2 separate regions of the Homo sapiens genome follow, and region 1 is linked to region 2. Evidence: read pairs that join two places in POLR2A ChIA-PET (ENCODE). Cell type or tissue: HepG2. All regions are shown on one strand. Links, peaks and the distances in the headings refer to the core of each region. The heading gives the core; the rest is flanking DNA.

The links. ChIA-PET counts read pairs that join two places held together with the same protein. Peaks named below come from ENCODE experiments on the same cell type or tissue, not always from the same donor. Only the 100,000 strongest peaks of a DNase experiment are listed, where the experiment ranks them.
Region 1: POLR2A ChIA-PET joins it to region 2 with 6 read pairs; 4 of 35 experiments call an interaction of 5 or more read pairs at or near these places.

The regions. Positions count from the first base shown.
Region 1 is chr11:126,084,432-126,094,089 of GRCh38, forward strand. No RefSeq gene overlaps it. Among named protein-coding and RNA genes, the nearest start is that of CDON, 26 kb to the left of the region's middle. In HepG2, for the core only: no CTCF peak of the experiment used is centred there; DNase peaks (open chromatin) are centred at 4,700 and 7,630; H3K4me3 peaks cover 314 bases.
Region 2 is chr11:126,154,812-126,166,156 of GRCh38, forward strand. No RefSeq gene overlaps it. Among named protein-coding and RNA genes, the nearest start is that of RPUSD4, 51 kb to the right of the region's middle. RefSeq lists enhancers at 5,083-5,727, 5,728-6,372. In HepG2, for the core only: no CTCF peak of the experiment used is centred there; DNase peaks (open chromatin) are centred at 3,430 and 8,800; H3K4me3 peaks cover 3,305 bases.

The sequences.
Region 1 (9,658 bases), core at 1,659-9,658, 71 kb before region 2:
TCACCTCTTTAGTTCTGGCCTTGGCAGTAATGAGGTGAAGGGCCGGGACTTTTAACTGGCTAGGTCAAAAAGGTTTCCTTATTAGACAAACAGTGCGGGCTGGGGGTGGGGGGTGCATTGGTGTCTAAGCTTAGAACCGATAGCTTCCAGAAAAAGAGGCAGAGCCAGAGGTCTGTCTCCTCACACACCTGCCTCTCCTGCCGAGCCAGCCCCTGGATCTTCACCTCTGTCCCAGCCTGCTCCTGCCCATCCGCACCAGGCTTGAGGAGGGGACTTGAGGAGGTGTCAAGAGGGCCAGAAGAGGGCCCAGCGAGCTATGGAGTGACACAGAGTGGGCTGGGGAGGAAACTGCCCTGAGGCTGCTTCTTTTTTTTTTGAGACAGAGTCTCATTCTGTTGCCCGGCTGGAGTGCAGTGGCATGATCTTGGCTCACAGCAACCTCTGCCTCCTGGGTTCAAGTGATTCTCCTGCCTTAGCCTCCTGAGTAGCTGGGACTACAGGCACACGCCACCACGCCCAGCTAATTTTTGTGTTTTTAGTAGAGACAGGGTTTCCCCATGTTAGCCAGGATGGTCTCGAACTCCTGACCTTGTGATCCGCCCACCTCGGCCTTCCAAAGTGCTGGGATTACAGGCGTGAGTCACCGTGCCCAGCCGAGGCTGCTTCTTGACCTATAGGTCAGCGCCTGTGATAAGGCAAACTTGGGGAGAACAGCCCTGTCCGGTGGGTAGACAGCCTGCAGCAGTGAGCGCCCCCTTTCCTGGGTGGCGGCAGAACAGCTCCGTGCGCAGCTGCTGTCCCCAGCACTGCCCTGGCATCAAAGGCCCACACCCTGCTTGTGTCTCTAAAGCTGTTTGTCAACCAGTGCTCTACAAAGACCTCAAGTTTAGAAGCTGGTGCCTGGGGGACCAAAAGACAGGGTGTAGGGGGTGTAGCGGAAGAGGATTCCCAAGCTGAGTGAAAGGATTTCCTATCCCCTCACTCACACATCTCAACCAGAACAGCTTCTTTTTATTGACTTGCCATATCTTCCATGTAAGATTTCATCCAAGGAGACAATTACAGAAACCAGAGAGTTGAAAAAGCACTGTCCTACAAGGTGAGAAGGTGCTCTGGAGGGGAGACTCATACTTCTCTAGTTTCATAACAATATCTTTGCACAGTTAGCATCCAAATATAATTCATTAAAGAAGTGCTTCTTAAACACCTTATTCACATGGCCACTAGTTCCACAGAGTATTGGCGGCTTGCAAAGAGATGCATGCACTAAAGCAGGAGTAAGTCCAAATAAGAATGAATAACTAGGATCACAGAAAATATACACGAAATGAAATCAAGACTAGGGAAGAGAAACACACATACACGGGGGATAAAGTCCTGCATATTTGCTGTTATTGGACTCCAGATTGGCTTCTGAGCTTCCCTGAAGGCAAATCTGGAGAGGAAAAGAGAGAGGAAAAAAAGGAGACAGACAGACAGATGTCTGGAATCTAATTCTCTTTACCAGAATGAAGGAAATATACCAGCGTGTCAGGCTAAGCAAAATTTTTTCCAGCTGTAAGTTTTAGAAGAAATTTCTCACAATGAAATTCGTATAGGCAGTGCTGAGTAACAGGATTGGCAATGTCTTTAGTTGACACCCTACAGTAATAAGACTCCGTTGATGAGGGTACAAGATAAAATGGCCCAAAAGAATGGTCTTGTATCACTTTAGTTTGATCTAAGCATAACCCATCCATTTTAGTTTGGGTTCCCCTAGAAGCAGACCTGGAGAAAGGGATTCAAATACAAGTCATTTGTTTGATCCCAGTAAACACTAGTAGGAGAGTGGGCAAGTGAGACAGGAAAGGAAAAAAGGCCCCCAAAAAGGTGTGTTACCAAGCTAGTTCCTACTAAGGGAATTAAAGCTCATCCCCACTGAGGAATTCTGGGAGTGTTGAACAGCCTCTGAATCATCCTACCTGAGGCGGGGAGGGAGCTGGGGCATATATACCAACTCCCATCAATCAATGGTTGAGGGCTGCTCTAGGAGCATGAATTCCCCGGTGTGTCTGGTTTACCACATATGTGGGCAAAGCAGGCTGCAGCAGGCAAAGAAAGGCCTCAGGCAAGTGATATAGAAGCTGGCAGTCGGAATGTCAGCCAGCATGCCCCGAAATGGTACAGGCCAAGGAGGTGCCGACAGGATGCTGACAGCATCACATCAGCTTGGGGACCCATGGTGACACCCTAGCAGGAGCAGCCCCAGGACACAGAGGTTGCAGCGAGCCAAGATCGCGCCACCACACTCCAGCCTGGGCGACAGAGTGAGCCTCCATCTAAAAAAAAAAAAAGAAAAAGAATGACATTCTGGTTTAGAGTTTTTATAATACTTTTATAATTTAAAAATTTGGAAAATGTTTATAACGACATTTCTGCCAGGAAATACTTCCTGTGGACTTTGATTTTCATGGCAGTATCAAAATGCGTGTTTTATATGTACATCAGCAACTAGGGATCTATACTCTTCATATGTGGTCCACTTCCTGGCCCCTTTGTCAAGGCCAACGAGAGGTGAGGAAAAAACCTCAATCTGGCCGGGTGCAGTGGCTCATGCCTGTAATCCCAGCACTTTGGGAGGCCGAGGCGGGCAGATCACTTGAGGTTAGGAGTTCGAGATCAGCCTAGCCAACATGAAGAAACCCCGTCTCTACTAAAAATAGAAAAATTAGCCGGGCGTGGTGGTGCATGCCTGTAATCCCAGCTACTCGAGAGGCTGAGGCAGGAGAATCACTTGAACCTGGGAGGCAGAGGTTGCGGTGAGCCGAGATTGCACCAATGCACTCCAGCCTGGGCAACAAGAGCAAAACTCTGTCTCAAAAAAAAGAAAAACAAACAAAAAACAAAACAAAAAAACCCCCTCAATCTTCTATTGGTTTAGACAGATTCGTTCACAACCACAGATAGTAAATCAATGATCAATAATGGAGTGGCTGAGCTTGAAAACTCCAATTGCTCCCCATGTAAAAATATCGACCTGGGGAAAAAAATGGGTTAAAAGAGAGCGTGCGCAATTTTATTAAATACAAATTACTTCACTTTATTCCTGTAACAGAAAGAATATTCCATATCATTAAATGCTGCCCCTAAAAGGTGAGTAAGAAGAAAGCAAAAAGAAGTTGGAGGGTCTTCCTCCAGTTAGAGTAGAGTTTCTGAGCGTTGGACTGTTATCGAGGCGCTGAACCTTGCACTGGCTGTTGTCCGGTTTCTCTCCAAAACCTGGTTGAGACCACCGGTATTTGAAAAAGTTGGGGTAAGGGGCATTCTGGTCACTGATACTATGAACCTAACCCAAGTATGAAGCCTAAGGTATTCTGCTTTAATGGGAAGGGTATGAGCCTTATAACCTCCACCTTCTGGCTGTGTGGCCTTAGCAAAATCATTTAACCTTTCTGTTCTGTCATTTGTTAAAAGAAGATAGTAACAACTTCCTTACAGGCTGTTAGGAGAGTTAGAGATAATGCATGCAAAATGCTGGCCCTGTTTCTGATATGTAGTAAAGGCACAGTAAAAGAAACTATGATTATCTAGTAAGACCCATCTCTACAAAAAATAAAAATAAAAAAATAGCTGGTCATGGTGGTGCATGCCTGTAGTCAGCCACAGCTACTCGAGAGGCTGAGGTGGGAGGATCGCTTGAGCCCAGGAGTTCAAGGCTGCAGAGAGCTATGGTCACACCACTGCACTCCAGCCTAGGAGACAAAGTGAGATCCTGTCAAAAAAAAAAGGAAGATGAAGAAACTGATTTTCATCACCAAATGAGGAGTTCTTTAAATGGAGATGGGATACATCTTCTGTTTGACATGACATAGGAGTATAATCAGGGGACCTTGGGTTCAGATATCTAATCATGCTCAAAAAGACTTAAAGTTATAAATCAATCTAGCAATTCAAGAGTACATTTACAATTAACTTTCCTCAAAGAGCCATCAGAGCATTGCTCCAAGCTAGATATTCTAAGAGAACATTTTTGAGATCTTTCTATGGCTGTGTATGGTCGTTGGCTGGCAACATTCCCCTCTGAACATCAAGGCCCAAGTAATTTGGATCATTCTTTATGGCCAAGCTTTTCAAATAAAGTTTCTATATCCTGAGGGAAACATCCAATATGCCACAGGGTGTGTGAAGCCACAGGATAAAAATGGCTCTTAAGAAAGAGGATCCTTTTGGTTAAAGACCTTTAGGGAAAACTTTAAGTAATTTAACAAGTAATTTATCAGAAGTATATTATAGATTATAAAAATATTTTAAGATGAAATGTGAGAATTTGAAGGAATTTCATGCTCATGGCCAGCGACATCCGGCGTGAGTCTCAGGCTCTTGGGGCTGAGCAGAAGGTTCTCATTATTGGAGGGCAATTGATCCCGGAAAATGGCCACTTACAGTGAATCCACTAAAAACGGGAACCAAATATTTCATAGTAAATAATAGCGAGAAAAGTGTCTATTAGAATTTTATATTGCAAATTAAACCCCCAAAAATATGTAAAGCAAGCTGCTTACGGCAAAGAACCCCACCCTTCCTCAAATGACTTAGATTAAGACTTTACCTATGACAAGGCCAGTCACAGACCCTCCAGAGTCCCTTGCTCTGCCTCATCAATGATTAGCTAAGCTGCTTGTCTCCACGGATCAATTGGGACAAAATGCTTGTAACCAAACTTCATTGAAGAGTTTCTTTTTCAAGGCCCCTGGACTTTGGGCACCCTCAGCCTGAGCCAGCAAACAGCCCTTCCTGACAAGAGGCAGGCCTCTGGGTCAAACAGCCCCTGCCTCACTGCCTGACCCTGCTGCCCCATCACCCACCCCCTTCCCCACACCTGCTTCTTTCTAGCCTTGTTTACTCTTCCCTAGAAAGGAAAAAAATTCCTGTCTGCCTTATTCCTAAGAAGCTTTCAGAAGGATGGTCAGGGCCTTCTCCCTATTGCAATAGTCCCTTCCCCTCCCCCAGCCTTGCAATAATTCTCTTTGGATAAAAGTCTACTCTTACCAAGTCTGGATTTGTTTTTTATTCGACAAGAGTATAATTTATCATATAAAGAGTAGTTTTATATATAACTTGTATGTAGACTCTATTATATATAGTTATATATTTATTGTGTATTTGTTATATGTCTACTCTTTCAAATAGTAGTTATATATTTATATACTATGTTACATATTTTTAATATATAAGCAATTTTTTTTGAGAGATGATCTCCCTCTGTCACCCAGGCTGGAGGGTAGTGGCAATCGTAGCTTGCTGCAGCCTCTAATTCCTGGGCTCAATTGATCCGCCTGCTTCAGCCTTCTAAGTAGCTGGAACTACATGTGTGTGCCACCACGCCCAACTAATTTTTCTAATTTTTTGTAAAGACAGAGTCTCACTATGTTCCCTAGGTTGGTCTTGAATTCCTGGCCTCAAGCAGTACTCTTGTCTCGGCCTCCCAAAGTGCTGGGATTACAGGTGTGAGCCACCACGCCCAGCCTAAAGCTACTCTTTATGTGGTAAATTATATGTGTGTGTATAAATTCATTCAAGTTTCATGATAACCATATAATAAAGTCCATATTCTTGTTTTAGCTTTAATTTAAAAATAAGAAAGCAGTCTCAAGAAACACTTGCCCAATAGGTGAAGTAGGGATCTGAAACCAGATCTTCTGTCTTTAAATCCTGGCTTACTCTTGCTACACAATCACTGATTTTTTTTTTTTTTTTAGACAGAGTCTTGCTCTGTTGCCCAGGCTGGGGTGCAATGATGCGATCTTGGCTTACTGCAACCTCTGCCTCCTGGGTTCAAGAGATTCTCCCTACCTCAGCCTCCCGAGTAGCTGGGATTACCGGCACCTGCCACCACACCTGGCTAATTTTTTTTTGTATTTTTGTACAGACAGGGTTTCACCATGTTGGCCAGGCTGGTCTCAAACTTCTGACCTCAGATGATCCACCCGCCTCCGCCTCCCAAAGTGCTGGGATTACAGATGTGAGCCACCGTGCCTGGCCTCACTAATCTTTTCTGAAAGTGGACAAGACGCAAACACTAAGCTTCACACCATAAGGGAGAGTGCTTGCCTCTGGCCTTTCCCGTCTCTCAGGCCTGCCCTGATGTGCTTACTCACATGCACTGTGACGGTTGTTTTTGTTTGTTTGTTGCCCCAGTGTATGCAGCTGTGCTGGTAATTAAGAACATTCTGTGGTTACGATGGAGGACAATCCCATGTGACGCCTTTAGCACAGAGACCAGCATGGAGTCAACCCTCCATGCATACTAGTGTCAACACTGGGCACCATGCTGGATGTGTTATTGAAGTCACATTTGGCCTAGTTCCAAGTGGATGTGAGGTTTGACTTAGTTACTGCACTGGATCTCCCAACAGTTTAATGAGCCAGGTGGAAGTGAGGAACCAAGACCTGAGTGTTTATCCTTTGGTAGATTGGTCTGTGTTTCCAATAACCAGTAGTGACATGTGGTTACCACATATTAGAGACAAAAAGAATCCTGCAAGTTATGTACTATTATATTCATTTTTGCAGAAGAAAATAATAGAAATTAAATAATTTGCCCAACATACAGGAGAGCTCAGTCTACTAGACTCTTAGGCTCTCCCTCTTTTTTTCCTCCTCCTCCTCCTGTTCCTCCTTGTATCTTTTATCACATTCTCTTAATCAGAAATTTTCAAGCACATAGTTTAAAGACACCAAGAGTTCTGCAAGACTTGATAAGAAACGCAACAGCCCCCTCCATCACTCCCCCTCTCCCCACCAATTCTTGCTCCTCAGGAGTAACCTTCTCAACCCTTTCTTTTCTTTTCTTTTCTTTTCTTTTCTTTTCTTTTCTTTTCTTTTATGAGACAGAGTCTCCCTCTGTTGCTCAGGCTGTAGTGCAGTGACACGATCTCAGCTCACAGCAACCCGCCTCCCAAGTTCAAGTGATTCTCGTGCCTCAGCCTCCCAAGTAGCACGCGCCACCCCACCCGGCTGATTTTTTTTGTATTTTTAGTAGAGACGGGGTTTCACCATGTTGGCCAGGCTGGTCTTGAACTCCTGACCTCAAGTGATCCACTCACCTCAGCCTCCCAAAGTGCTAGGATTACAGGCGTGAGCCACCAGGCCCAGCCTTTTCTCAACTCTTTTGAACGGATTCTTTACTTTCTTTGCTAAATAGCAAGCTTATATCGCTACTGCTTAATTTTCCAATGTTAACCATTTCCTAGATTTTTCTTAAGTTAGGCCTTTGTCTATTTCTCGTTAGGAAAAGGGAGGATTTCAGGCCCGGCGCGGTGGCTCACGCCTGTAATCGCAGCACTTTGGGAGGCCGAGGGGGGCGGATCACGAGGTCAGGAGATCGAGACCATCCTGGCTAACACGGTGAAACCCCATCTCTACTAAAAATACAAAAAATTAGCCAGGCATGGTGGCGGGCGCCTGTAGTCCCAGCTACTGGGGAGGCTGAGGCAGGAGAATGGCGTGAGCCCAGGAGGTGGAGCTTGCAGTGAGCCGAGATTGCGCCACTGCACTCCAGCCTGGGCGACAGAGGGAGACCATCTCAAAAAAAAAAAAGGAAAGGGGAGGATTTCTTTCTCTCTCCGTTGCCAAAACATCCCGTTGCCACACACTGACGCACGCAGCTCCCGCCCCCACTCAGCTGGCCATTTCCCGAGTATAATTAGATCGTAATTTTCATTAGATCAACATTCAATATTTACTTTATCATGAATACATAAACGCTACCCACAGCCAAGTCGTGAGTGTACAATGATTATTTTCCCTCTGCGAAATTTTCCTCCTAGAGTTAAAAATCGTTTGGTTTTGTTTGTTTAGTTTTCTGTATATTTATTGCTGGTGTATTCCCAAACTCTCCCCAGATTGAGTAATCTCGTTTCAATTCCCTCAAATATTGAGATGACTTAGTCTATCTGCCTCGTTTTCTCCAGGAGATCATCCCTGGATCTTCTGGCTGGGCCAGTCTGCACTGGTTGTTCCCAGGGTCTGTTACAAAGCTGGTGGCTTGAGATCTCCCTTTACTATGTTATTGGAGCTTCCCGTTCCCTTGTTTCGGGGTCCTCTTTGTGCTGGGTGACATGTCTTCCTTCTTGGTGGAGCATATCCTTTGCAGTGGAATCCTGAGACAGTGCATGACAGACAAAATATGGACACATGGCACATATCTGAAAATGTCTCCATTCTGCCCTCACATTTGATTGGGAGTTTAGGTGAGTAGAAAATTCTACCTCGGAAGTAGCTGGCCTTTCTCCATTGTCTTCTAGCTTCCAGTGCTATTCTGATTCCTTGGTATGAAACTTGTTTATTTTCTCCGGAACCTTGTAGGATCCTCTCTTTGTTGCTAATATGCTGAAATGTCATAATTTACTTTCTTTGGGTGTTGGTTTTCTTCATTGATTATTCTGGGCACTTAATGGGCTCTTTCATTCTGGAAACTCACGTCTAAGACTAGGAAAATGTTCATGAATTATACCTTTGATCAGTTGATTTTTTAGATATATTTTTTAAAAATAGAGACAGGGTCTCACTATGTTGCCCAGGCTGGTCTCAAACTCCTGGACTCAAGTAATCCTCCCCTCTTGGCCTCCCAAAGTGCTGGGATTACAGGTATGAGCCACTTTGCTTGGCTGATTGATTGAATTGTATTTATTTTTATTTTTTTAGAGATGAAGTCTCACTCTGTCACTAAGGCTAGGGTGCAGTGGCATGATCATAGCTCACAGCAGCCTCAAACTCCTAGGCTCAAGCGATCCTCCTTCCTCATCCTCCCAAGTAGCTAGGACACCAGGCATCCATCACCATGCCTAGATAATTTATTTTTTATTTTTTTAGAGATGGGGTCTTGCTATATTAAGCAGGCTGATCTCGAACTCCTGGCCTCAAGTGATCCTCCCACCTTGGCCTCCTAAAGTGCTGGGATTCCAGGTGTGAGCTGCCATGTTCAGCCTAATTTACTTTTTTAACCTCTATTTTCTCTATTATCTCTTTTTGGAATTCCTGTAATTTGAATATTTTCTTGAATGCATCTTATAATTCTCTTTTTTCTTCTCTCCTAACTCTTACCTCTACTTTCTGATTAATTTCCTCCACTTATTTTTCAATCATCTATTGATTGTTAAAACTTTATCCTATCATATTTAGTTTCCAAGAGTTCTTTTTTGTTCCCCAGTAATTCCATTCTTTTTTTTTGAGACAGGGTCTCACTCTGCTGCCCAGGCTGGAGTCCAGTGGTATGATCACAGCCCACTGCAGCCTCAACCTCCCGGGCTCAAGAAATCCTCCTGCTTCAGCCCTCCAAGTAACTGGGACTACAGGCACGCAGCACCATGTCCAGCTAATTTTTGTATTTTTTCATAGCGATGGGTCTTCACCATGTTGCCCAGGCTGGTCTCAAAATTCTGGGCTCAAGTGATCCATCTTGGCTTCCCAAAGTGCTTTGATTATAAGTGTGAGCCACCATGCCTGGCCAATATTTTTTTTATTAGCGTCCCATTCTTGATTTTGTAGATGCAATATTACAACTTTCTAAGTACATAAGAGTTTTCTTCCCCATGCATAGTCTTTGTTTTCTCCAAGATTTGTTGTCTTCTGTTTGTTTGTTCGGCCTTTTGCTGGTAGAAGCTTTTTTCAAACGCCT
Region 2 (11,345 bases), core at 1,962-9,961:
GATCTCAGGCATGTATGAGCTAGAAGGACCAGGAAGCAATGACTGATACGATAAAAAGAAGCTCCTTCTCACTCAGCAGGACCCATGAGCTCCTGCTGGAAGCAGAACGAGAAGGTGGGCCAGCAACGGGTAATCAGCGAAACCAATGGCTGTTCCTTCCTTGCTCCCCAGCGCCTCTCATACATGCAGCCTTGCTGGCGGCTCCGCACTTATCTATTGTTTTGAACTAACAATTTGGAGAAGAGGAAGCAAGAGTAAGTGAGAAAGGAGGAAAAGCATAAAGTAGAAAATAAAAGGGGGTAGAAGGGAAGACAGAAGGTCAGCATTTCAAGTGGCATAACCTCTGTGAGGCTTGGCAGGCCAGGGCAGGCACAGAAAGCCTTTTCCTTCTGGCCCGGCTGGGAAGGCGAGTTTGGGCTCTGCAGCTCTGTGGAGAGGGCGGTGATCGGGCAGAGGCACCGAGGGCTGATTCCTCGGGGTTGACCATTCTGTGTCTGGGAGTGATGGCCCTAACGTTAGGCCCAGCCTACTGCTGGCTAAGCTTATGACATGTGGCATCAAGAAGCCAGGTGGAGAATGGGAGGAAGGCAAGCTCTGTGTGCAGCAGAGAGGACAGGAAGTTCAAGGACACCTGTGATCTCAAGATGAGAGCAAGGACTGCGTAAATTTAGGGACATCCATCAGGGCCAGCGGTGTAGTAAGAGAACTCCCTAGCACAACCCAGCTGATCTCTCACGGTGGGTTCCATGATTGCCATCCCCATTTTACAGATGGAAAACTGAGGTTCAAAGATTCAGGACATTTCAGGGCTGCTTACTCGCCCACTCATGCACTCCCAAGCGTGGATGGAGAACTTACGTCTCGGGCCCTGGGCTGGGAACGGTGAAACTTGCAGATGTGAATGAGCCACAGCCTGTGTCCTCCACGGGCTTCAGAGCTAACAGGGGAAATGGCATCCGAACAAATAAAGAGAATGTAAAACACCACAGGGGAAAGAATTGGGAAAGAGGAATGAGCAGAACACACGGAAGAGGATAGGAGGGGTAAAGTCTGATCTGGTAGGAACAGGGGGCACTTCACAGAGGGGTGATATCTGAGGTGAGCCTTGAAGAAAAGAGAGATTTCTAACAAGTGAGCGAGGCCCGCAGGGGAAAGGCAGGCCCCACGGAGAGGGCCCGGGCGCTGCGGCTGCGTCTTCCCGCCTCCCCGCCCACAGCCACGCTCACAGCACACGGAGGCTGCGGGCTCGTGTCCAGCTCATGGAATAGTCGCTGAGACAAGGCACTTGGGCAAAAAGTACCCGGCTGAGGAAATTCCCCCAAACAGAGACACAGGACGTCCTAGTGGCCTTGGCCCCTATGTCCCCCGATCTCCATGTCTTTCTCCTCCGAGGAATCCCTCACGATTTAGCCCTTTGCCTGACTTTATTAGCCAAATACCTGGTTTCAAGTATTAAGAACACCTGAAAAACTTTATCCCCCAGTACATCTACTTTGTTATGTTTCCAACATTAAAATTTTAATTTTATTAATTTTTATAATTGGTTTCATATGATGCAGACATAAAACAAGAGTCAAAAGGACATATAAGGAAACCAGGCATGGTGGCTCACACCTGTAATCCCAGTACTTTGGGAGGCTGAGGCAGGCAGGTCACCTGAACTCAGGAGTTTAAGACCAGCCTCACCAACATGGTGAAACCCCACCTGTACTAAAAATACAAAAATTAGCGGGGCATGGTAGTAGGTGCCTGTAATCCCAACTACTCAGGAGGCTTAGGTGGAAGGATCACTGGAAGCCAGGAGAAGGAGGTTGCAGTGAGCCAAGGTCATGCCACTGCATTCCAGCCTGGGTGGCAGAGGGAGACTCCGTCTCAAAAAAAAAAAAAAAAAGGACATAAAGAAAAGTATTCCTCCCATCTCTGCCATGGGCCACTTAGCCCCTCTTCCTGTTCCCAAATATTCTCAATATTACCAGGGCCTTGAGTATTTTTTTCTGAGACTTTCTACTTGCATGTCCTTTTTAAAAAGAGAAATACCTTCATCCACTGAAATACATTTTCTGGGCTATTTTAGACCTTCCCTGCGGGGAGACAAGAAGGAACAGTACGTAATTCCTGGCCCATGTGGAAGAGCAAAATCCTCCTTAAGACTCTACACACAATTGCGCAACGTTCGTCCTCAGTAATCTAGCTCATCTTGTTTGCGTTATACGCATCCTCTCTTGCAATGCTCTCAGTAACCTATGGCCAGCGCTACTGTCATTATCCCCATTTCCCAGATATGGAAACTGAGGCTCAGAGAGGTTCAGAAACTTTCCTCTCTCACCAATCTAATAGGTGGCAGCATAAGGATTTGAACCCAGGCCTGTCACATTGCACATCTTTCATCTTTTTTTTTTTTTTCCTAAACGGAGTCTCACTCTGTTGCCTAGCAGCATGATCTTGACTCACTGCAACCTCTGCCTCCTGGGTTCAAGTGATCCTCCCACCTTAGCCTCCCAGGTAGCTGGGATTACAGGCGTGCACCACCACACCTGGCTAATTTTTATATTTTTGGTAGAGACAGGGTTTCACCATGTCAGTCAGGCTGATCTTGAACCCCTGGCCTTAAGTAATCTGCCTACCTCAGCCTCCCAAAGTGCAGGGATTACAGAGTGAGCCAGCGTGCCCAGCCCAGACTGCACATCTTTGAGTCTTAACCACTACACAACTGTTTCTAGAAAAAGGAAGTGGAAAGCACTTTGGATTTGGCAGAGCAAAAGCGAGAGAACCTGCACAGAGCAGAGCCTAAAATCCAGTCTCCCACTCAGATGTCCAGGGAGAAATCCACCTGCAGAGAACATCCCAAGTTTCTGCATGAGATTGTTCTCCCCCAGCTCAGGGTTTGCACTGCATTTGGAGCAGGGGAGAGAGCTATGCCAGGAAACAGAACCGCTGCACACAGAGAAATGTCTTCTGGGCAGCCTGAGTCAACAGGCCTCCCATGGGCAAACGCCACCAGAAGACCAGAGCTGGTTTTCAGGGAGGCTGCACTGAGAGACCCACCTTCCTGGACCTGATCCATCATAGCTGCCTTCCTATGGGCCCTGAAAAGATCTATGTAAACCCCCATACACAGCGCCACTTGGCACTAATGGCTTCAGGGTAGAAATGCCCTGGTCACTCCGAGGACCCAGGGCAGGGTTTTCCAGCAGCCTAGGAGGAGCCTCTGAGCAGAGAGGGTTCTAGGAAGAGCTTGGCCATCATGCCAGACAGAGATGATTGCACTAATAAGGAGAGAGGTGGCCGGCCAGAGCCCTCCTTTGGCCCCAAGCCTCCAGTTAATGAGACTTCACAGGGAGAAAGGGCCTCTCGGGTGAGGCGGGTGGAGCCACAGAGGCCACAGAACAGCTGGAGGCCAGCAGTCACTGAGGCTGTTTATTAGGAGACAAAGAAAGAACTTTGCTCCCTGCACTGAGGTCAAACTCAAGGTATCCCAGGGAAATGACAGGGGAATTGATGAAGTAAGGAGGCAGCCAGTTTGACAAGTTGTTGGCTGGCCCCTGCTCCAGCAGTGTGGTCTCAACCTGTGCCCCCCACCCCTCCAACAACCAAAGTCCTGGAAAGCACTCACCTTAGTGGAGCAAGATTCTCCCCAGCAAGCAGGCCAAGTCCCCAGGCTTCCAGGCCACTGGGTGGGCTTCTAGCAAATGATGCACACCCGACCACCAGGCAGGGAAGGGGAATGGAGAAGACAGTGGCAGCTATTTCCTGGGCTCCCACAGAAGTTCCAAACCACCTCCACGCACTTGCCAACCCACCTCCAGTTCAGACACATGCAGATTTTGCTCAGGGCTAGAATGTCCCTGAGGTAAGTAAACAGCCTTTGGTGACGGTTGTGGCGGTCTCTGCCTCTGGGGACAGGCAGCTGAGTCCCAGTTTTGAATGAGCAGGACTGCCCCCCACACCATCCCGACATCCTTGGATGTATAAGGAGGGAGGGGTGTGGAGCTTGCATAGGATAGAGTGGATTTTCTGGGAGTCTGAGTGGGAGGAAATTCAAGCACTGCATTGTGGGGCACAGGAGAGACAGACTGGGGGGAGACATGTGCATTTACATTATTTACAGAATGGAAATTCAGACACTTGAGTCACTTAAGTGGCAGGTTTCCATGAAAATTAGGTTTCTATTTTTTTAATAAAAGAAAGGAATATGTGTGTGAGAGCCTGTGTGTATGGTGTCTTGCACAAGTGAGTGTTTGTGTGAGTCTGTGTGTGGACAGCAACCCGCAAGAGTGTGTGGGTTTGAGACCGTCTGTGTATGGCATCTTGCATGAGTGTGTGTGTGTGTGTGTGTGTGTGTGTGTGTGTGCGCGCGCGCGCACCTGTGTATGGTGTCTTGTATAAGTGTTTTTGTATGGTATCTTGCATGAGTGTGCGAGAGACCGTCTGTGTATAGTGTCTTGCGTGAGTACATGACTGCGTGTGAGCGTGTGTGCATACAGTGTCTTGTATGACTGCATGTGTGTATGGTGTCTTGTATGACTGTGTGTGTATGGTGTCTTGTATGACTGTGTGTGTGTATGGTGTCTTATATGACTGTGTGTGTATGGTGTCTTGTATGACTGTGTATGGTGTCTTGCTTAGTGGGTGAGTGTGTGTGTGAGTGCAGGGAGTGGGGTAGGGCAGAAGACGGTGATAAGAAAGGCAGTATCTTCTTTGCCTGCATACTAAGTTCAACACATGCACCCATACCCATACAAAACCCAGGAATTTTCACCTTTAACAAGATAGAAACACAACTCAAGATGGACCTCTCTGGCCATGTCCCCCAGAGTGTAACTTCTCTTCCACATGGGGTCTGTTCTTCCTCCCTCCCCACAGCTTTTCAGCTGGGAAATTGATACCCACCTCCCATGAGCAGCCTTTCTAAGCGACCGGGAGCTCCCTGCACCCTCAGCCTGACCTTCCCGTGCTGAGCCTGGGCCCCTGGCCCCAGCGGGGCGGCCAAAGCTGCCGCCAGGGCCCATCCATCAGGCTCAGCACAGCCTCCCGCCCTCGCCTGCCCCCACCACATCCAGCCTGTAAGTCAGCAGGCCGCCGAGAGGGACCCCCAGGGCCTATCTGCCACCACTGCCCCCTCAGCACCCCCCTCGGCGTAACAGCTACTGGGCAGAGGAAAGTAATGATTCCTCCCCTCCCAGCCTCCTCCTTCTAAAGCTGACAGCCTCTCCCTCCTACCTGGTGACCTGCTGAGATCTGCTGAGACCAAAGCTGCAGGCCAAAGATAAAAAATGCCTGGCTATTGACTAAGACACAATAAAGGGCCAATTTGCATGTTATTTGCATACCAAGTTAATGTCAAAATGGAATGAGCCCCCGTACCGCTGCAGCTTTCCTCAGTGGCCCTTATCCTCAACCTTTCTCTGCAGGCCCTGCACGGGGCAGGGGTCTCTTTCAGGCCTGTTGATGGCAGGGGTCTGATCCCAGCTGGGCTGCGGCACATGGTAAGCCGCCCAGAGGGCACCTCTCCACTGTGTCCTCGGCGGCCCCTGCCTCGGCACACTTTCTCAGCACCCTGAGAAAGGCCAAATCCCATGCTGGCCTCTTGCCCCCGCCCACTGCGCCCCACGCCCCACCTGCTGTGTTTGTGCAGGGGTGGAGGGAACATAATGAGAGGCTGATGTTCCTGCAGCTGGGCTGTGTTTGGAGTCTGGTGGAGTGAGGGGAGGGCAGCAGGGCAGGTCGGGGCAGCAGGACGGAGGGCCAGGCAGGGCCGCAGAGCCTCAGGGCCCAGCAGTAACAGCTCACACATGATTTTTCTCCCCACAATGTTCTCCACTCCAAGCCTGTGGGCCCCCAAGTCGGAAGCTTCCAGGACTGTAACAAGCTTTAGTTTATACACAAACAGCTGCATTTTCCTACTACCGTTTACTGCAAGGGAGCCAGCGCAGCATCCTCTCAGCTTTGCTTGGCCTCAGCAGTGAGTTGAAGCTCGGCTTGGCCAGCCTGGGAGAGCAGGGACGGCAGGGCCTGTGGATGGGACGCATCACAGGTGGGTCCTGAGCTCTGGGGTCTGTGATTCAGTTTCTCCTCCCCCAGTTCCCCAGATTCCCTGTCCCCTTGGACTTCGGTGTGTACTTACTCCAGCATCCCTCATCTCACCCGCGTATAAATACAGAGAAGGAAAAGAGTTTCAGAACGGAGGCAGTCGTTTCAGAATGAGTTGGATCATTTGCCAGGTGAAAGGACCGCCCGTGATGTCCTATAGTGCCTTGGTGTGCCATCACCTCCAGGCAAGGGTGGCACACGGGAACTGTGCATGTCCCCTCCCCTTCCACACTTCACTGCAGCCAACCAAGGCTTTGCTTCCCGGTAGCCTCTCCCAAGGCCCAAGGCGGCCTGGCTGACAAAGGACAGATCACTGCCCCAAGGAAAGGGCATGGAGAACAGTGGCCCATGTGAGAGAGGGGTGTGTGGACAGAGGGGGCATCTGAGGACAGGAGGCGAACCCAGCTCTGATGTGGTAAGGGCTCTCACAGCCCTGCAGTCCCCACACCCAGTCACCCTGCAGCAACCAGGCGAGGAGGAGGAAGAAGGCTCCGTCCAAAGTGGGGCTAAGCTTGCCTCTTCTGACCTATAGCATCAGAGAATGGTGACCCTACCCATGCCGCCCCGCCGACCACAGTTAGGCCCCTTTGGAGCGGCGTGGGGTGGGGACCCAGCAGGGTTGGCAGCATCCGCTTCAGGGCTGCACGCTGAACAAAAGCAGGGCGAGCTGGAAGCAGATGCTGGCACCTAACAGAGCAAACAAGTCACTCCACCTCTCTGTGCTTCCGTTTCCCCCTGCCCTTTTTTTTTTAATACTTGAAGTTCTAGGGTACATGTGCACAATGTGCAGGTTTGTTACATGTGTATACATGTGCCATGTTGGTGTGCTGCACCCATTAACTCGTCATTTACATTAGGTATATCTCCTAATGCTATCCCTCCCCCTCCCCCCACCCCATGACAGGCCCTGGTGTGTGGTGTTCCCCATCCGGTGTCCAGGTGTTCTCATTGTTCAATTCCCACCTATGAGTGAGAACATGCGGTGTTTGGTTTTTTGTCCTTGCGATAGTTTGCTGAGAATGATGGTTTCCAGCTTCATCCATGTCCCTACAAAGGACATGAACTCATCTTTTTTTATGGCTGCATAGTATTCCATGGTGTATATGTGCCACATTTTCTTAATCCAGTCTATCACTGATGGACATTTGGGTTGGTTCCAAGTCTTTGCTGTTGTGAATAGTGCCGTAATAAACATACGTGTGCATGTGTCTTTATAGCAGCATGATTTATAATCCCTTGGGTATATACCCAGTAATGGGATTGCTGGGTCAAATGGTATTTCTAGTTCTAGATCCTTGAGGAATCGCCACACTGCCTTCCATAATGGTTGAACTAGTTTACACTCCCACCAACAGTGTAAAAGTGTTCCTATTTCTCCACATCCTCTCCAGCACCTGTTGTTTCCTGACTTTTTAATGATCGCCATTCTAACTGGTGTGAGATGGTATTTTCCCCTCTTACAATCAGGATAAAGAAACTCCTTCCTGTGGTTGTAGCAAGAGTGAAATGTGTAACCTATGTGAAGCACTTGGAATGGGCCAGGCACACAGCAGACACTCAATAACAGCAGCTGTTAGATCTCAGCAAGGCGGGGCAAGGAGCATGAGAGGGCGGCTGGGGAGAAGGGAAAGGAAGGCTTGAGGCAGACACTGGCCTTGCTGCCTCCATCTGCACACTGTGAGTGACCTGCCAGGTGCAGCGGCTGTGATCACCTCCAGGAATCTCCTGGCCCTCTTCTCAATCTTCCTTTAGAAAAACAGCCAGAGGAATCAAATCTCCTCTCTCCACTGGGGTCCTTCAGCCCCGGCTGCCCACCCCCTTGATTCTGCTGTCCAGCCCCTAAGGAGAAGGTATGGATTTTGGAGGCAAACAAACCTGGGTTGAATTCCCTATTCGGCCTGGAGTGGGCTGTGTGGACTTGAGCAGGTCTTCACACCTGGCAGGAACGCGACCACCGCCGGAGAGCCATCAGGCCCTTGGGACGATCGGGGTGCCCTCCCCACAAATCCCCAGCTCTGTGTGACCCAGGACAAGTGGCCCAGCCTCACACAGGCAGATTCTGCTCAGATCAAAAGCAATCACGAGCACAGGGCCTCAGGGCGATGGGCAAGACATGGGACCCCAGGATTGCTACAGTGTTCACTCGGAGGAAGCAGGAGCCTGGCTAATTCCCCGCTCACTGGCAGACTTTTCCAGGGGCGGCACGGCCAAGAAACTTCAGGTCCCTGCCACGAGGAGTGCGGGGGAGCGCGGAGCAGCTCACAGGAATGGCATCTTATGCCTTCCAGAAAGAGTGAGATTGATGGCACTTTTCAGGCCTCAATGAATCACACTCCCATGTGACCGCCTTAGCCTCCTGGCAGCAGATGTACTCAGCAGTCACTGTCCTCAACAACAGCACGTTTCTCACACACCCAGATGCACACGCATTGGCCGAGGGTCTTCCCAGGAGGCACTCATGACCCAGCACCCGCGGCTTGAAGTGCACGTATGCAAACCGGCACAGCCCGTGCCTATGTCAGGCATAGCTGCGGCCAGCTGCAGCTCCTGAGACCCAGGCTGGGGCCCCAGGGCACAGAATGCCCAGCGGACCGCAGCTCGGACAAGTTCCCGGCCCCTCTGCCCTAACCCCTTCCCTGCAGAGAGAGTAGGCAGAGGGAGGGGCAGCCTGAGGGAGAAAACAAACTTCAGACTCATTATCCCCAGGCCCAATCTCTGCTCTCAGCACAAATAAAGGTCTCTAATCCGGAGTGAAAAGCAAACACAGCTCCCCTCTTCTCCCCCTGTCTCCTCCCATCAGGCTCGGGGCCCTGGCTCCTGTTTTCAATACAAATATTCAATTAAACTTTCCTAGAGGGTCCAGTAATTGGGTCCCAAAGGCAAAGGTTCCCATAGACAGAGTGAGACCCCGAGACAGTGAGACCCAAGAGGGGCAGACGTACCCGGCGACAGAGAGCAACAGGCAGACCGGGAGACCAGGCAGAGAATGGGAGGCCCCAGAGGGAGGGGTCTCAGATTTGCCCGGTAATCAGGAAACCCTTTCCTAGAGCTCTGTGCCCTCAAACTCTAGCTTCCTCTGAACTGCCCTGAGAGAGGAAATGAATCTTCAAGAACAGACCACAGGGCCCCAGGTGCGGTGGCTCACACCTGTAATCCCAATGCTGTGGGAGGCCGAGGTGGGCAGATCACCTGAGGTCAGGAGTTTGAGACCAGTCTGGGCAACATGGCGGAACTCTGTCTCTACAGAAAATTCAAAATGTAGCCAGGTGTGGCTACTCAGGAGGCCGAGGCAGGAGAATTGCTTGATCCTGGGGGATGGAGGTTGCAGTGAGCCAAGATCGCACCACTGCACTCTAGTCTGGGTGCCAGAGCAAGACTCCGTCTCAAAAATAAAATAAATAAATAAATAAAATAGACCAAGGGCCTGCAGCGATGTGCTTGTCCCCGTCACAGCCATCTTCTTCATCAGCAGCTCTTGTTCCATCAGCCCTGAGCCCTTCCAGGGCCAACAGCCTCTCCTAGCATTTACCACATTTAAATCAAAACACTATAGTCCAGCCCAGCACCAAATCCTTTTAAGACCTCTCCACCTTTGATCTGAATTGCTACTACTATAATCACTCCTTTTCCTGCAGTTGCTTAAATGGAATGGCCTCAAAAGCAGAAAAATTTTTCTACTCCTATGAAAAAACTGAGACCTGGAGAGGAGGAAAATCTGGCCCAAGGTCACCCTGCAAGTTAGCGCCTGAGCATGACCAGACCCCAAGGCTTCTGGTGCCCCGTAGATTATTTTTACCTGGTTACTGTCAGTCAAGCCTGGAGAGGGGATGTCTGAGTTCCAGCTCTAGCCCCATGACTGGTCAGCTGTAACACAAGGGAAAGAAACTCCATCCTCAGCAACTTCCACGGATCCATTTCCTTAATCAGAAACTTTCTCCTGCAAGCCCTGAGGACGCTTAAACACCTAAGACACCAGGATTCAATAAATTAAGAAATGGTCGGCTACAGTGGCTCACACCTGTAATCCCAGCACTTCGGGAGGCCAAGGTGGGAGGATCACTCAGAGCCAGGAGTTTGAGACCAGCCTAGGCAACACAGGGAGACCTGGCCTCTACAAACAAACAAACGAACAAAATAGCCAGATATGCCCTGTAGTCCCAGCTGCTTGGGAGGATCACTTGAGCCCAGGAGTTTGAGGCTGCAATGAGCTATGATCCATGCCACTGCACTCCAGCCTGGGTGACAGAATGAGACCCTGTCACGCCTCTTCGACCCCGCAAAAAAAAAAAAAAAAAAAAAAAGTAAGGAGACTGGATACAAGGTGACTTTTAAAACACAGGGAGGAAGTGAGGTTAGTAATTCATGCTCCCTTCTCTTCCTTTCCCTCCTTCCCTTGGTTCCATCTTAACAAGTCAAGTTACAAGCCAGGCTGGGGGGTGGAGTAGGGGACTAAAGAAGGAGCCCAGCTGGCCCTCCTAATTAAAAACCCTAAAGCTCTCTCGACAGATCTGCCTGACAGTGTGGGATTGACTCCCTTAGCCCAGCACGGGCTGCACCTGGAGGTCTCTGCTCATGACCTCTAGATGAAGGACAAGGTTGACTGGAAAAGGAAGAAGTGAGAGGAGGGGCGGGAGCCCCATCATCAGAGCAGGAGACAGACTCCTGGGCAGCTGGCTGGAGCTGGCGTGGGATCAACACCCTGGGATGGGGCCCCAGAGGGAACGGATGGGCCTGGGTGTTGGGGCCTCCGCTGAAGGGAGGTAACAGATTGATTTCAACTGGACTTTGCCTGGATTTCCTCGTCTCGTAACCCGCACTGGTTGGATGGACGGCTGTCTGGGGCCTCTTCGAAACCCAGTTTATCAAACCTTCCCCAAAATGTTAGGTCAGCATCTCAGGACCCAGTGACCCCAAATTTCAGAAAAACTTGAGGGTTACCATTCAGCCCAAACATGCTCATTCATGGTAACCCAAGCAGGCTGGAGGCCTCCGGGCAGGCAGGGCACAGGCTGCCCCCGACCAGAGCAAAAAGTCAGCGCGTGCAGTCGGCTGGGGGAGAGGGAGAGCAGTCTGGGAGATGCTCCTCATGGCAGGGAGCCCGGGAGGCAAGAGCCGAGCCAGGAGCTTCCAAGGGAGTCTGGCTTTGGGATTTACGAGTCTCTTGTTTCCATTCAGAAGGACTCTAGGCCTCAAGTGCTCTGGAGAGGATCGTTCCATGGAGCCAAGACACCAGGCGGAAGGGAAGCTGCTTCCTC